2 separate regions of the Homo sapiens genome follow, and region 2 is linked to region 1. Evidence: chromatin loops called from intact Hi-C (ENCODE). Cell type or tissue: natural killer cell. All regions are shown on one strand. Each heading gives the region's core, and the rest is flanking DNA. Links, peaks and the distances in the headings are about the cores only. Region 1 holds the start of EIF1AY (eukaryotic translation initiation factor 1A Y-linked). Region 2 overlaps LOC107987346 (a long non-coding RNA gene).

Region 1 (2,913 bases), core at 224-2,723:
CTTTGTAATCTCTTGGTTGATTTTCTACAATGTACATTAAATTCATATTTCATATTTTTAACAGTAAAACTGATTTCATTCTCTACTGTCTTTGTGGAGAGGACTTCTGGGTTCAGAGAAAATTTTATTTTTAATGTTATGGCTTCATCACTAGGCTTTTAAAAACAAAACCATGAAGACTTAAATTCCTTAAAACCAGTAGTGATGATCAGGGTACTACCACTTACCTTGCAGAAAAAAAGAAAGAAAAAAAAAGGATTAGGAGGATACTACACTATGTATATGATGGCCAATTATATGCCCAACAAGTAAGATAATTTAGAATAAATGAACAAAGTCCTGATACATACATACTATTTACCTTGCAGAAAGGGAAAAAAAAGGATTAGGAAGATACTATACTTTGTATATGATGGCCAATTATACGCCCAACAAGTTTTATAATTTAGAATAAATGAACAAATTTCTGGTACATACAAACTACCAGAACTGACTTGGGAATAAATACAGCACGAATTCATAATCCAAACTAAGGCCTAGGACCATTTAAAAAATTTACATCAATCCTCGAATGTGTCCAAAAACACAGAAGAAAAAGGGACACTACACAGTTCATTCTGTGAAGCCGGGATTATATTGATCCTAAAGTCAAAGTCATCACACGATACAAGCCAATATATCTTAACACAGATGCTAAGATTCTAAACATAATAGTACACACACAACAAATCCAGTAAATTAAATGATTGTATACCATAATCAAATGGAATTTGTCTTGAAATAATTTGACCTCCACAGCCAGTCCATTTGAGACATTCGGTTAAGCCATGATTTATTATAAGATTCAGATGCTTAGTCTCACTCCTTCCTATGTATATTTACTTTCCATTTCCTGTATATATTTACTGTCTACTTTTTGTCAGTATTCCGCTGGGTGCTAGCAATTGTAAGCAACAGATGCGGCCTCTGTACTTACATGCTTTACTGTGAGGTGGTGAGGTAGAGAAGATAAGACTGAAAAAAATAGGCCGGGCGCGGTGGCTCACTACTGCAATCCCAGGAATTTGGGCGGCAGAGGCGGGAGGATCACTAGGTCAGGGGTTTGAGAGCCTGGCCAACATGGTGAAACCCCATCTCTACTAAAAATACAAAAATTAGACGGGCAGATCGCGCCCCTGCACTCCAGCATGGGCAACAAGAGCGAAACTTCGTTGTCAAAAAAAAAAAAAAAAAAGAGAGAAAAGTGATAAACATTCTGAACATAGAGGGCCTTGTCCTAAGCCAGTCCTCCAAATTCACTGTATAAGAGTAAGGGCTCTCTTAAAATTTAGGCGTTTACAGTTAAATGACCCACGAACTTCTGAAACTGGAAGACCGTTTTTTAGCAAAGGAGAATACTCCAGGGCCCCGCCCATTTCATCCTTGACTCCACCTTCTCCATGCTGAGTCCCGCCCCGCTTCCTGTTTATTCATCCTGCAGCAAACTCTCCGGTATCCTGATGGAGTCTACTAGGTGTCAGTCATTTGGCCGTGCCTCAGCCGAAGAGAGGCGGGGAAAAGCATCGTAATCAGCTGCGTCGCCTTTTGGTGACGCCAGAGAGTGCGCGTCAGCAGTTTATTAGAGAGCTCTGTAGCCAGCCTCTTCTGCGCACCCACCTGCTGCATCTTAGTTCAGTCGGCTCTTAGAGTAGTAACCGCCAGAAAGGAGTCGGAAGAGGTCTCACGAGGCTGTCATCACCGCCATGCCCAAGAATAAAGGTACTGCTGTAAGCCTCTGGGACTATACCTCGGCTTGCTCTGCCAGTAACCCCGACGCCTGTTCCAGGCCGCAGTGACTGTTCTAACGGCGGTACTGGCCACTGCGACCCCAGCACTGTGTTCGGGAAAGGAGCTGGGAATGCCCTATTTGGTCACATTGGGGTGGGACAGACGCCATTTTTGTGGGGCCTCCTTCGGAAGATAGCGGGCTTTTGCTGCTGATTTCACGCCAGACGGAAAACGTATAGGTAGGGACGGTTGAGGGACCTTAACCGGACGGCCTGGCTTTCCAGAATAGGCACATGCAAACACTTCCCTGCTACTTTCCTGGAAGCGGTTCTTAACTTTGAAGACTTACCTATCTGGACAGTTAAAAGTATTGCTAAGGATACTCCCTTTTCCTTGTTAAACAGTGGGGAAGCCTTGAAGCATGTTTAGGTTCATTTCTGGCGTTTTACTCTACCCCATCCCTTTATAGAGTGTAACATTCTTTTGCAGAAGATTTGTTACCTATTTAGGCAGGTTTTCAACTTCCGTATCCGATAAATATTGTGGGAGTAAAGATATCAACGTTCCCTTCATTCTGAGGCTAAACTTTCACACGAAACTTAGACTTGAAAATAAGTTTACTCACAGCTTCTAAAGTAGGAGGTCTAACCTCGGTAGAACCCTTTCTCAGTCATTTCTGAAAGAAATTCTCGTTTTTATACACCTGAGGTAATCTCTCACTTTTAGTGCCCTTGTAATTGCTTGAAGAAAACTGTAGGTGGAAACAAAATATTATTTTCCACAGGAGGGGACCATGTTTTATAGTCCACAAAAACTCTGTTTAGATTATTCCTTCCTGGGACCCAGACCAATTTGTCTTCTTTTTACTTGCCTGTTGGCAGCATGGAATCTGTTTCATTTTCTCTTTTTAGCTGTCACGACACACAGCTCTTGAGGTACTTGGTGACAGTACAGTGCAGTCTTTCCTGGGCATTACTCTTTGCTCTCCCGAAAACCCACTAACGGGTTGTGTGTATAATAAGGTTTTATTTTATTTTATTTTATTTTTTACTGCAAAATTATTGGAGGATAAAGTGTATTCTGGGAGAAGTCTAATTAGAAAGAGTTAGCAAAGGCTTATGCTTTTTCACTAACATTTTCTCAGAT
Region 2 (2,913 bases), core at 119-2,618, 670 kb after region 1:
TGGGAACTGATCTAGATTCCCAGGCTGTTCTCCAACCCCTGTCACTTCCTTAAACACATGGCCAATTTCTTCCCTATCTATTGTGTCTTTGGCAGGCCACACAACATTAAAAGAAGGCCAGTCTAATTCACAGAGAGTTCTCAACCTTTGGGGGGTCAGTTTTACCCCATAATCTCCTCCAAAGCGTTTCCCAGAATTATTTAACATGCACTCCAATGGAGAAGCTTTTGATGATTTTCCTCCCATTCCTCCTTTTATGACACACACTCACTCTACCTTTTGTTACAGACTGATCAGACTGGTTCCTATTACGGGAATTTCATGCACTGCTTAGCTAGGACAGTATCGTATTCCCACTGCAGCTGCTGCAGCTGTAGGGCAGCTCCTGTCAGCCTTATACAGATCGCTCTAGATCTGGTCAGCCACACACTGGCTCCAGAGCCCACAGTCCACATTAAGAGATCTGTGCCTTCACCTGTCATGCCCCATGTTGGCCCTTCCCAGAACTGTCTCTTTAATGTGCTTTCACATGCCTCTTCACTCCCAGTTCACGTTTTTTAATTAGGGTGGCAACTCATTCTTGCTACGTCTAGTTTCAGTTTTTATTTTCCTAAACTGACTTAGTGAGCCTCTTTCATGTGCTGTGACAGTTAGGTTGTAAGTTTCATCCAAACTGGCAGGTCACTCCCACTTTCCTCAGCCCCTCTGTGTTAGACGAGTAGTCACACCCTGGGAAGTGATTAGGCCCCCGTTTCATCCTTATGGGATGGGTCTTGACTTGGGGCTTCAGGCCTTACCACGTTTTTGAAGAATGCACGCAGCTCCTGGAATTGTCCTGTAGCCCCTTTGCCAGTTCCATTGTGCTGTTAGGGAAGGGCACCGGGATGCAGGAGAGCTGGTCTCCTCTCCAGTCTGAAGTTCTCCTGTCAGTGCCTAGGATTTCAGGTATCCCCTGCTCTTGGGCTCCAGTCCTATGGGCAAAGGAGACAGAACATTTGCCATCTCCAATCCTGGATGAGCCCCTAGAAAATGTTACAGGAAATCAGAGACTGGAGAGACTGATGGGGTCAAAGGACGATTTATTATTTAAGGTATACACTGGCTCAGTGGACTAGTGTCCAGAAAGTCTGAGCACCAAACAAACAAGGCAAGTATCTTTTATGCAGTTTTTGTTTTTTGACGCAGAGTCTCACTCTGTCACCCTGGCTGGGGTGCAGTGGTGTGATCTCAGCTCACTGCAAGTTCCACCTCCCGGGTTCACACCATTCTCCTGCCTCAGCCTCCTGAGTGGCTGGGACTACAGGTGCCTGCCACCATGCCTGGCTAAGTTTTTGTATTTTTAGTAGAGACGGGGTTTCACCTTGTTAGCCAGGATGGTCTTGATCTCCTGACCTCGTGATCTGCCTGCCTCGGCCTCTCAAAGTGCTGGGATTATAGGCATGAGCCACTGCTCCCGGCCTTTTATGCATCTTAAGGCAGGCAGTACATGAGGCAGGAAGCAGGCTTACAGAAGCGAGAACAAAAGCAGTTAATCATCTGTGACACGTCTTACATCTTTGATAAAACATGTTTTACAGCTAGTGGTTATCTATCTTGTGACCTTTCAGCTGTTCAGCAGTAAAACAGAAACTTAGAGAACTTACAAAATATGCAGAGGGTAGATATGGTTAATATTTCACAGAGAAGTAGTTAGTATTCTTTCTTAACTCGTACTTTGGAAGGGGGCTATTTGAGGCCTATTCCATCCTAACTCTAACAACAATTTTTAAGCAAGCTTTAATTTTCTTTTAATTTTCTACTTCACATTCCTTTTCTTTTCTCTAACCTTGTCTTCATGTTTTATTTCAGTAAGCTCTTCTTCAACCTCTAATATCCTTTCTTCCACCTGATTAATCTGGATATTGATACTTGTGTATGCTTCACAAAGGTTTTAGCACTGTTTTTCAGCTCCTTCAGGTCATTTATATTCTTCTCTAAACTGGGTATTCTAGTTAGCAATTTCTGTCACCTTTTATAAAGGTTCTTAGCTTTCTTGCATTGGGTTAGCACATGTTCCTTTAATTCAGAGGAGTTTTTTATTACCCACCTTCTGAAGTCTACTTCTATCAACTCATGAAACTCATTCCCCATCCAGTTTTCTGCCCTTGCTGGAGAGGAATTTCAATCATTTGGAGAAGATGAGGTATTCTGGTTCCTTAAATTTTCAGCATGTTTTTTGTTTTTTTTTTCTTATCTTCATGGATTTATCTGCCTTTGCTCTTTGAGGCTGATGATCTTTGGACAGGTTTTTTTAGTGGGGGTCCTTTTGTTGATGGTGATATTGTTTCTTTCTGTTTGTTTTTTTCTAACGGTCAGGTCCCTCTTCTGCAGGTCTGCTGCAGTTTGCGGGAGGTCCACTCCAGACCCTGTTTGCCTGGGTGTCACCAGTGGAGGCTGCAGAACAGAAAGGATTGCCACCTGCTCCTTCCTCTGGAAGCTTCATCCCAGAGGGACACTGGCCTGATGCCAGCCACAGCTCTCCTGTACAAGGTGTCTGTCTACTCCTGTTTGGTGGTATCTCCCAGTTAGGAGTCATGGGTGTCAGGGACCTACTTGAGCAGGTAGTCTGTCCCTTAGCAGAGCTGGAGCACTGTGCTGGGAGAATCCTTCTTGACAGATGCTGCTCTCTTCAGAGATGGCAGGCAAGAATATTTAAGTATGCTGTTGCTGGGCACATAGCCAGCCCTTTCCCCATGTGCTCTTTTTCCACGGAGATGGGAGTTTGTCTATAATCCCTTGAATGGGGCTACTGCCTTTCTTTCAGAGATGCCCTCCCTAGTGAGGAGGAATCTAGAGAGTCAGTCTGGCCACAGCCGCTTTGACATGCTTTGGTGAATTCTGCCCAGTATGAACTTCCTAGCCTCCTTAGCACTG

The links. A loop is a pair of places that touch in the nucleus more often than their neighbours do. Peaks named below come from ENCODE experiments on the same cell type or tissue, not always from the same donor. Only the 100,000 strongest peaks of a DNase experiment are listed, where the experiment ranks them.
Region 2: a loop joins it to region 1, with 7 times the contacts of the local background. A loop is called at or near these places in 5 of 110 quality-filtered maps.

The regions. Positions count from the first base shown.
Region 1 is chrY:20,574,130-20,577,042 of GRCh38, forward strand. EIF1AY (eukaryotic translation initiation factor 1A Y-linked) reads left to right here and starts at 1,647. Exons shown (of 7, transcript NM_004681.4): 1 at 1,647-1,758. The coding sequence starts at 1,743. TTTY10 (testis expressed transcript, Y-linked 10) reads right to left here and starts at 1,386. Exons shown (of 10, transcript NR_197944.1): 1 at 977-1,386. In natural killer cell, for the core only: no CTCF peak of the experiment used is centred there; DNase peaks (open chromatin) are centred at 992, 1,552 and 2,472; H3K4me3 peaks cover 2,122 bases; H3K27ac peaks cover 2,246 bases.
Region 2 is chrY:21,248,180-21,251,092 of GRCh38, forward strand. LOC107987346 (a long non-coding RNA gene) reads left to right here. Exons shown (of 4, transcript XR_007068467.1): 3 at 2,371-2,529. It overlaps LOC107987347 (a long non-coding RNA gene), which reads right to left. Exons shown (of 3, transcript XR_001756079.2): 3 at 1-971. Among named protein-coding and RNA genes, the nearest start is that of PRORY, 200 kb to the right of the region's middle. In natural killer cell, for the core only: no CTCF peak of the experiment used is centred there; DNase peaks (open chromatin) are centred at 592 and 1,514; H3K27ac peaks cover 2,500 bases.